Regions from separate parts of the Homo sapiens genome. Here region 2 is linked to region 1. A link is an interaction called in ENCODE POLR2A ChIA-PET data of the cell type or tissue named here. Cell type or tissue: B cell. All regions are shown on one strand. Each heading gives the region's core, and the rest is flanking DNA. Links, peaks and the distances in the headings are about the cores only. Region 1 has its middle 8.0 kb from the start of MIR1244-1. Region 2 overlaps INPP5D (inositol polyphosphate-5-phosphatase D).

Evidence for each region. Peaks named below come from ENCODE experiments on the same cell type or tissue, not always from the same donor. Only the 100,000 strongest peaks of a DNase experiment are listed, where the experiment ranks them.
Region 2: POLR2A ChIA-PET joins it to region 1 with 5 read pairs; 1 of 35 experiments calls an interaction of 5 or more read pairs at or near these places.

The regions. Positions count from the first base shown.
Region 1 is chr2:231,718,635-231,724,012 of GRCh38, reverse strand. No RefSeq gene overlaps it. Among named protein-coding and RNA genes, the nearest start is that of MIR1244-1, 8.0 kb to the right of the region's middle. RefSeq lists an enhancer at 3,058-3,137. In B cell, for the core only: no CTCF peak of the experiment used is centred there; DNase peaks (open chromatin) are centred at 2,184 and 2,862.
Region 2 is chr2:233,097,492-233,102,869 of GRCh38, reverse strand. All of the region lies in intron 2 of INPP5D (inositol polyphosphate-5-phosphatase D), which reads right to left. Among named protein-coding and RNA genes, the nearest start is that of INPP5D, 40 kb to the right of the region's middle. In B cell, for the core only: no CTCF peak of the experiment used is centred there; DNase peaks (open chromatin) are centred at 2,249 and 4,087; H3K4me3 peaks cover 1,526 bases; H3K27ac peaks cover 4,687 bases.

The sequences.
Region 1 (5,378 bases), core at 271-5,270:
TAATCTCCTCTGGCAGGTATATACTAACTTTTAATTGGCTTATATTCAGCAACAAGCTGAATATAATTTAACAGATATTGAAAAATTTGAATAATATTCATTTGGTAAAATTAGGCTAAGATTATAACGTTTTTCTTGGAGGATTCCAAGAAAGTAAAAGCAGACTTACTTAAAAATAGACATTTTCAGCCAGGCACAGTGGCTCATGCCTGTAATCCCAGCACTTTGGGAGGCCGAGGCAGGCGGATCATGAGGTCAGGAGTTCAAGACCAGCCTCACCAACATAGTCAAGCCCTGTCTCTACTAAAAATACAAAAACTAGCCGGGCATGGTTGCACACGCCTGTAATCCCAGCTACTACTCAGGAGGCTGAGGCAGGAGAATCGCTTGAACCTGGGAAGGGGAGGCTGCAGTGAGCCAAGATTGCGCCATTGTACTCCAGCCTGGGCGACAGAGGGAGACTCCATCTCAAAAAAAAAAAAGTAGACGTTTTATGATACTAAAATAATTTGACAACCAGAGTGATCCTCAAACATTTGTAGGCTACAAATGATGTTATAGCACCAAATTCTAGAACCTCAATTGTGGATTTAATGGTATTTCTGGAGGAGATACACAGTGATATTCTAAGGAAAACCATGCCTCTGCACACAGGCATCTCCTTGGCCTCTTACCTGAGAAGGCAAAAAGCCACTGGGACGGCCACATCAAAAACATGTCATTGCACAAGAGGCTACCGGTAAAAGTTAAGTTGCTGTTTTTGATTTCTCTTTAATTTTTTAAATGTTTGTAAGAGTCGGGTTGCACTATGTTGCCCAGACTGGTCTCAAACTCCTGGGCTCAAGCAGTGCCCCCACCTTGGCCTCCCAAGGTGCTGGGATTACAGGCATGAGCCCACCGTGCCCAACCAGTTTGTTATTTTGGTAGGCCCTGGGCAGTCCTACCTCAGTCTCTCCTCCCAGTCCCCCCTCCAGTCCCCTCAGTCCCTTCTCTGTATCCCCCTGCTATAGTCTGAATGTTGGTGTCCCCGCCCAAAATTCCTATGTCTCCCCAAGGAGACAGTGTTAGGAGGTGGGGCCTTTGGGAGGTGATTAGGCCATGGAGGTGGAGGCTTCATGAATGGGATTAGTGCCCTTATAAAAAGAGACACCAGAGAGCACCCTCCCCCTTTCCACCATGTGAGGACGCAGCAAAGAGGCATCATCCATGGGCCAGTAAGCAGCCTTCACCCAACGGCAAGTGTGCCAGCACGCTTTTGTTTTGTTTTTGTTTTCGTAGACAGCCAGCACCTTTGATCATGGATTTCCCAAACTCCAAAACTGTGAGAAATAAATATTTGCTGGGTTGTTGTTGTTGTTGTTGTTGTTGTTTTGAGATGGAGTTTCGCTCATTGCCCAGGCTGGAGTCCAATGGTGCAATCTCGGCTTGCTGCAACCTCAGCCTCCTGGGTTCAAGTGATTCTCCTGCCTCAGCCTTCCGAGTAGCTGGGATTCCAGGCATCTGCCACCATGCCCAACTAATTTTTGTATTTTTAGTAGAGACAGGGTTTCACCATGTTGGCCAGGCTGATCTCGAACTCCTGACCTCAGGTGATCTGCCTGCCTCGGCCTCCCAAAGTGCTGGGATTACAGGTGTGAGCCACCGTGCCCAGCCAATATTTACTGTTTATAAGCCACCCAGTTGAAGGTATTTTGTTACAGCAGCCTGAGCTGACTGAGTCACCCCTTAGTCTCACCCCGCAGTCCCCCTCACATTCCCCCCCTCCTACCTCCTGAGTCCCCCCACAGACCCCTCAGCTCTTCCAGTGGCTGAGTCCTCTGCTATATGAGCCTCCTATGCCATAAACAGCTGGAGCTGCACCGGTCCCTGTCACACTGTGTCACCTGAGAACCCTGACCCATCCTGCCTGTAGAAGGGTTGCCAAAATCCCTGTAACCTGCAGTCACTAATCATAATGAACAGTGACAGTTGGGGGGGGCCTGTGTTTGTCCTCACCTGGAGAGGAGCAGAGCTGGTGAGCTCCGTTCCAGTCATGAGGAACCCAAAGCCTCATAGGGGAAGTTTCTTGCCTAAAGCCTCCCTCAAGTAGGGTCAGAGCCGGGCCTGTCCTGCTCCCAGCATCTTCAGGACAAGGCTGGGCATGACAGCTGTGGAGGATACGCCATCCTCTGCTGCTGCCTGTTCCCTTAGAAGTCCTTGGCTGGGATGTCATCTGATCCCTTCCATGCACCACTTTGACCTGGAGAGCAGATGGCCATTTTTTGGCTGGAGTGACCTTGAGAGCACCAGAAAGGAGGAGTGGTGAGTAAGACTGGTGGCCAGCTATGTGACAAGGTCTCAAGCAGCCACACCCCTCAGACAGCACCGTCTTTCCTCTGCTTGGAAAGGACCCAGAGAGCAGGGATGAGCGTATAGTTCCTCAGATGCTGGTGGCTTGGCACCCCAAGACACAGGCATTCTATGTTGGCATCCACTGAAGGACCTGTGTGGTCTTTGGGGCACTGTGTGGCACTAGCTGCCAGCCCATGAGGTCACTTATGTCTAAATCGTCTCTCTCTCTCCTGATCCAAGCCCCACTCCAGTCAGCCCTGAAGGGCTTGACGCCTCCCTGTGTAGTCAGCAGGGCCCTTTCTCACTGTTCTCTCCCACTGTGGTCACGTCTCTGAACTTTGGTCCATGATACATAAAAACACATTAGCCCTTTTCTACTCTTGAGAGCTTGATTTCTCATCTTGCTATGAGTAAAGAGAGTCACTTTGAAACTCAAGCTGAGCAGTGTCTTCTTGGCCCAGGCTGCGTCCTTCCCTCAGAGAATGAGACTCAAGCTCCCTGCCTAGCCCTAGTGGTGGAAGAGCTATGAGGGGAAGTGAAAGAAGTACTCAGGGGCAATAACAAGGGCAATATTGACATGTGGTTCCACTACCACTGGGTGCAGTCATACTCCAGGTCCACCTGCCCAAGAGCAGGCCCAGGTCACCCTGATTCCATTTTGAATTGTATTGAAATTCCTCAAGTACCCACTGACTGGATGTGGCAGACATCAGTTGCTTTCTCCTGCCCAGCCTCCCTCCTATTCATAACACTGACTTTTCATAATGGAAGATCTCCTACCCCATTCTCACCCTCTGTCCAAGTGCCTCTGTGGGTCTGACTTGTGGGTGGGGCCACATGACCAGATCTCACCAGTGACAGCCTTCTGCAGGACTTAGGCTGGAACCATGGGGAAAAAGACTGGTTCCCCCTCAGAGATGGCGGGTCCCAGCAGGCCCCATGAGGAGAACCTGCAGAGCACAGCCCAATCCCAACTGAACTAGGAATGGGGAATGAGGGGCTGCTGGCTTCCCACAGGGCTCATGATGTCTGTCACACTGCTTTCTCAAGAGTTTCATTAGAAAACTAACAGTCCTGTTAACATACTACCTTTTCAGCCCTCCCACTCCCACCACCAAGCTAGGTGAAGAAGCTGCGAACAGTAGTCACCATATTCAATAGTATTATAGCTGTGAAACGGCCAGAAAACAAAACCAATGCCAAAGAAAACAGAGCTGACGGAGGGCGGGAGGGAGACGGGTTCCTGATGACATGGTTTAAGGACCTGAATCCTGCTGTACCTGAAGCCATGCTATCTCAGAACATCCTAGTGACAACAAACTTCCTTTTTTCATAAACCAGTTTGTGTTAGGTTTCTGTCACTTGCAACTGAAAGAGACCTAACGGATGTGCAGATTGCTGTTTTGCCTTTTTTTCTTTGTTTTCTTTCTTTCTTTTTATTGATTGTTAATTTATTTCCCTGCTGAAATCTATGTGTGGAAAATTTACAAAACAACCTTAAAGAAAAAATAATTCCACCACCAAGAAGTGACATTTTGGTGAACTTCATTCGTGACTTTTTTTTTCTTGATCATTAGATTATACTGTAGACACAATTCTGTATCAACTTTTTTTCTCTTGACATTTTAAAACAGGCTCTTCTCTACATTATTCAAAACTACTTGTAGTTCTGGAGGGAAGGGCACATGCTTCACATTAACAGTTAACAGAGGGCTACTGGACCAGACAAGGGGTTGAGCGGGGGTCTCACTGTATTCCTCACATAGTATTTTTGTCTAGCGTGAAGGTCATGCAGTGGGCCTGGAATGCTTTTATAAATTTAAAAACAATTTTGAAAATTTCTCGTAAACATTGTGATATCTACCAAGTGGTTATACTGTAAGTGACTTGCCTGCTTCCTGATGATCGAGCATTTGGCTTGTCTCTAATTTTTTACTCTTATCAATCAATAATGTCAGGCCAGGCACAGTGGCTCACACCTGTAATCCCAGCTACTCTGGAGGCTGAGGGGGGAGGATGGCTGAGCCCAAGAGGTCAAGGCTACAGTGGGCCCAGATCATGCCACTGCACTCCAGCCTGGCAACAGAGCCAGACCCTATCTCAATAAAATAATAATAATAATAATAATAATAATAATAATAATGCTGTTATGGACACCTTCAGGTCTAGTGCCTCCCTCAGCAGTTCTTTTTTTTTTTTTTTTTTTTTGAGACGGAGTCTACTCTGTCTCCCAGGCTGAAGTGCAGTGGCCCAATCTCGGTTCACTGCAACCTCCACCTCCCAGATTCAAGCGATTCTCCTGCCTCAGCCTCCAGAGTAGCTGAGATTACAGGCGCGCGCCATGCCCAGCTAATGTTTGTATTTTTAGTAGAGATGGGGTTTCACCATGTTGGCCAGGCTGGTCTTGAACTCCTGACCTCAAGTGATCTGCCCGCTTCAGCCTCCCAAAGTGCTGGGATTACAGGCGTGAGCCACCTTGCCCGGCCTTTCCTCAGCAGATTTCCTGGCAGTGGAACTTCTAGGTCAAAAGTATGTGCGCATATTTTTTGGATCTTGATATACAGGATCAAAATGTTTTCCAGAAAGGTTTATGCCAGTTTCCACGTTTTACTGTCCCCCCACCTAGAAATGCCAGTTACCTCCTCAGCCAAGGGCATGCCTGTCTCCCGTGCTGGGCTGACACTGACACGGAGCGCTGTCAGCACAGGGCCCAGGCTGCCTGCAGCCATAGGAGGATGAGGCCCATGTGGGGTTCCAAGAGCCAGACTGTGGAACAAATTCTCAAAGGAATCCTTCTCCATCATCTGCTTAGTTCAGCAAACATTTCCCGAGCCCTGGTGAGGGTCCTTGTGCAAGATCAGCTTTTACTGGACACTAATGTCCTTCAATATATTAATAGCGCTCTGTGAAAAAATCCAGGTCAAATAAATTGAGAGCGAACTGCATGCTAAACTTTCCTCTCGGAAACTCAGTACCCTTTGTATATTAGAATTCCCTGGGCACTGCCCAGTGCCCAGTGAGTTCTACAGAAAGAGAACCTTTCTCTT
Region 2 (5,378 bases), core at 293-5,292, 1.4 Mb before region 1:
GGTTGTTTTTTTTTTTTTTTGAGACGGAGTCTTGCTCTGTCGCCCAGGCTGGAGTGCAGTGGCGTGATCTGGGCTCACTGCAAGCTCCGCTTCCCGGGTTCATGCCATTCTCCTGCCTCAGCCTCCCGAGTAGCTGGGACTACAGGCGCCCGCCACCACGTCCAGCTAATTTTTTTTGCATTTTTAGTAGAGACGGGGTTTCACTGTGTTAGCCAGGATGGTCTCGATCTCCTGACCTTGTGATCTGCCCGCCTCGGCCTCTCAAAGTGCTGGGATTACAGGCGTGAGCCACCGAGGCGCTGTGGTTTTGATCACATAGCCTGACTATGAAAGACCGGTTCTTAGCTCTGCTGTGGCTTCTCTGATTTGAGCTGAATTAATTGCCAAAACATTCTGTGCCTCAGTTTCTTCCTCTCATTCTGGCCCATGGGGAAAATCACGAAATGTGAAACTTGGTGTGAGTGAAGCAGGCGAGGTGTGGGACACTAGGGAGAGGCGGGGACTGGGGCCCATGGGGGAAACACCCCTTCAAAGGCAGCAGCTTCCAGTTAGCTCCAGTTACAGCATCATGGGGTAACACAGGCCTTGGGTGCTAGAATTTTAAATTTTTCAGAAGGTAAAAGTCCAGATTCCTAGATGAAATCTCCGATTTTTTAATGTTTGTGACTAAGTTTTAAAACACCATGTCAGCTACGAATGTCAATCTTAGCTCCACGACCAACTGGTTGTGCGATCTAGAGTACAGTATCTAACTCTCTGAGACCAAACCAGTTTCCTTGGCCGTGAATGAAGATTTCAAGACCTACTTGCCCAAGTGGTTTAACGAACTAACAGAGCCCGGGGCGTGGCTCCCAGTCAGTGAGAGCCACGGTCATCATGCAGCACCTGCTCTGCTAACTGTGCTAATGGACCAGCAACTCCCATTTCTCAGATAAATAAACTGAAGCTCAGAAGAATGGGCAGTTTGACCCTGATCACACAGTCAAGGAAGCAGACCAGGCAGGTAGAAAAAACATCCTTCCCAAACCTGATCACAAGGAAGAGGTAAAACTGATTAACTTATAAATAAGTTAATATAATATAATGTAATTATAAATATAATATAAATAAATATAATTTATAATAAATAAATATATTTATATTATATATAATATATATTATTTATATAATATGCAATTACTACTTATATAATATGTAATATATAATATCTATTATATGTTATATATTTAATAATAATATAATATATAATTATATATTATAATTATTTAATAATTAATTGATTTTAATAATGTTATATGACATATATGTCATTATTAATTATAATATAATATATGATATATCATTATTAATTTATAAAATAACTTATAAATAAGAGTTTGGGGATTAAAAGAGCTCTAAATAAAAAGAAGTGATTATTAATCTGTCTGACTCCTAACAGGTGTGACAGGAGTCTCTAATAAAGACGTCTACAGTCCTAGAGGCAGGCAGACCTCGCCAGGACTTGGCAGATGTGAGCTGATAACACACATGCCCATGGGGTGCTGGCACTGGCTCCTACAGGCTCAAATCCCAGTTTTCCAGGAACCCCAAGAGCTGGTTGTGAATGCAGCCACTCTGGTGGGAGCTGTGGTTAGAGTGTCTCCACGGTAGAAATAGGCAAACACTACAAATCACGGGCTTGTTTTCTTCCCTGGAGAACTGGTTGTCCAAGGTTTACCATGGCATGTGGTCCAGTGACATTGACCCTTTTGGCAAAATCATCCCTTCAGTCCCCAGAGACCAGACCTCCTGATACACCCGCCTTCCCTTCTGCATGGCCCCCATCTCCAGAAAGCAAGTTTGGATCAGGAAGAAATGCAGTTAGCACAAGATGGTGAATGACTCGTTGGGGGCACACGGAGGGGATTACCGTTCAGTGAGGAACACTGAAAGATGGCAAAGGGCCAGACCACGACAGGAAGCTTCCGCCTTCTTTGAGGGGTAGGTGAGATTGTCTGAAACCAAGAAATGCCAGAAAGGGACAGTAACAGTGTTCTGGGTGGCAAGTGCAGTGACAAAAGTGAGCCCTCCAGCTCCCCAGTGGGGCCCACCCTGCCCTCTGGGGAAAGGAGGCTCTAACAGGAGCAGACAGGTCACACCTGCAAAGGAACTGAAAGTCACTGCTCTGAGGAACTGGGACCAAACCCCAAGGCAGAAAACAGGCTGTGACGACCCCAGCTTCCGTAGAACCAAGCCTCATCCCAGGGAAGAGAGAGAGCTCTGGGTGAGCGAGCTCAACCGGGGGTGCCCATGAGTCCATGGGGGATGCTGAGAGGAGAGAGCCAGGACACCTGAGGGCAGGCCAGGGGGAATTCTGATTGTCACCGGGAGTAACGTGGGCTGTTTTGGAGTTTACAGTGTAGTGAGCTTGACGTCCACCCCAGGCAAGAGGCTAGATGAGATTACTAACAGCATGATCTGTGAGGAGAGGCAAAGCAGGTGCTGGGCCTGGGAACCAGCAGGAGGTCACTGGGAACACACCAAGTCAACTAAACCTGTTTACCAGTGTGTGGTTGCTGGCCTCACAAGTTGGGTAATTAGTTGCGTCTGATGAATATCATAGCTCAGTGGCCTACAGCAGTCAGGCGGGTGATGTAAATGAGTGGAACAGGCTGCGAGTGAGGCGACAGGGCGAGGTGGGGATGGTGACACATCAAAGAGAACTGCCCCATTGAAAGGGAATGCTTCCACTCTGATATGGTTTGACTGTGTCCCCACCCAAATCTCATCTTGAATTGTAACTCCCACAATTCCCACGTGTCGTGGGAGGAACCCGGTGGGAGGTGATTGAATTATGGCGGCTCTGTTCTCGTGATAGTGAATGGGTCTCATGAGATCTGATGGCTTTAGAAATGGGAGTTTGACTGCACAAGCTCATTCTTCTCTTGTCTGCCACATGAGATGTGCCCTTCACCTTCCGCCATGATTGTAAGGCCTCCCCAGCCACGTGGAACTGTGAGTCCATTAAACCTCTTTCTTTTGTAAGTTGCCCAGTCTTAGGTATGTCTTTATCAGCTGCGTGAAAACAGACTAATACACGCCCCACCCCAGCTACATCACTGTGGAATAATCAAGGGTATCAGATCTTCAGATTTTTCAAGGAAAGCTGAAAATCCAGATTATTATGTAGAAATCTCTGAATTTTTAAAAATGCTTGTAACTGGTTCATAATTTTTAAAAATATGGGTTGGGTGAACAGAACACTAAATCCAACATAGGGGCCACCAGATTGTGATCTTTAATCTGATATCTATAGGTTTCCATAAAGCATTTTATGGGGTTCATTTGTGATTTTGTTGTTGTTGAAGAGCACAGGGAGAGAGATGGGCCTGGCTGAGGCCACACCAGTGTCAGTCCAGACATAGGCGTCTGTGCTGTTGGTTCCTCCTTTCATTCACATCAGCAATTCAGATAAGGATCCAGGAGGCAGGCCTTCCAATGTGGGGCTGCCATCCAGCTAGGAGGATGGCACACATGCCAGGTGCTAGAGCCAGGATGAAGCTGACCTCAATGGTCTGGAGTAACGGGCTGGTGTAGCCATGGGAAGTTTAGGACAAAACAATCTAAAGTTCCAAGTCTCGGCTGGGCACGGTGGCTCACACGTGTGATCCCAGCACTTTGGGAGGCCAAGGTGGGTGAATCACCTGAGGTCAGGAGTTCGAGACCAGCCTGGCCAACATAGCAAAACCTCGCCTCTACTATAAATACAAAAATTAGCCAGACATGGTGACGCACACTTATAATCCCAACTACTCCGGAGGCTGAGGCAGAAGAATTGCTTGAACAAGGAGGCGGACGTTGCAGTGAGCCAAGATCGCACCACTGCCCTCCAGCCTGGACGACAGAGTGAGACTCTGTCTCAAAAATAAATAAATAAATAAATAAATAAATAAAAATAAAGTTCCAAATCTAGCTTAGCAGGAGCACATGTGAAAAAGACGATGGCATTTTAGTCGATGGCAAATACATTGTGAAGCTGGATCGCTGAATGGGCGCCCCCTGGTGCCACTGTCTGTGAGACTGCACTCGTGGAGGGGCGCCCGGTGGGAGGGTCAGTCCACTCTGCAGGCCTTGGGTTCTGAGACCCCCATTAGGAAGGACAGGCACCAGGTTGAGTGTGTCATGGGAGGTGGATCTGGGATGGCCTGGGGTTAAGAGGGGCGTGCGGAATGGCTGAAGTAACCCAGAGGGTTTGGCCTGAAGAAACCTCAAGAGAGACCTGCCTGGTTTTTCAAACAGTTGAGGCTTCCATGTATCTCCTGAGGGGAGAACCGGGATCCAGGAGTGGATTTTATAGGAGGCCGATTTCTGCTCTATTCAAGGAACACGTTAAAGAAGACCAGAACTATCTAGAGATATACAGGTTGTGGCCTGAGAGTTTCCTGGTGTCTGGCCCTGACCACGCCTCCAGCACCACGTCTCACCAAAGAGGAGCCTCGCAGTGGGTTGAGCTGGCTCAGAAGACCCTGTGGCTCACCACTGGCTAAGTTTTCCAGCTCCTATCCACGGTGCTGGTCCCATTTGGGCACCATTCGGTGAGTGCCCATCTCCCAGCACTCCTGTTGCACTCCTTGTCTTTGACTTGCATCCTCCTCCTGGAGCAGAAACATCCTTGGAAATCGGAAGTGAGACAACCAAGGCCGGGTGCAGTGGCTCATCCCTGTGATCCCAGCACTTTGGGAGGCTGAGGCAGGTGGATCACTTAAGGTCACGAGTTCGAAATCAGCCTGGCCAACATGGTGAAACCCTGTATTTTAAATCTACTTAAAATACAAAATTTAGCCAGGCATGGTGGCGCATGCCTGTCATCCCAGCTACTCAGGAGGCTGAGGTGGGAGAATTGCTCGAACCTGGGAGGTGCAGGTTGCAGTGACCGAGATCGCGCCACTGCACTCCAGCCTAGGCGACAGAGTGAGACTCTGTCTCAAAAAAAAAAAAAGAAATGAGACAACCAAAAGCACCATGCCACTGATCTGCAGCATTGCACGGCGGGTCCCAGCCAGCACAAAACAGATCAGAACAACTCCCCTGTCCCTAAATGAGTTGCATTGGAAGGAACAGACTGTCTGCCATTATTTGCACAAAACAAGATCATTTACCTAGGGAAGCCAAAAGAATAAATTCAGAAACTATTAAAATGAATAAGAGAATTCAGACAGATATTTAAGAGTACCCTACCGAAACTATCACTTTCCTAGATACCCACAAAACCTAACCAGAAAATGTCATGATGGAAAAGGAAGATTCTGTTTGCAAAGGTAATTAAAGCTACATCACACTCAGTAACAGAGCAGGTTTAAGAACTATATGGAGAAAGCAGAAAAAAGATATAAAAGAAA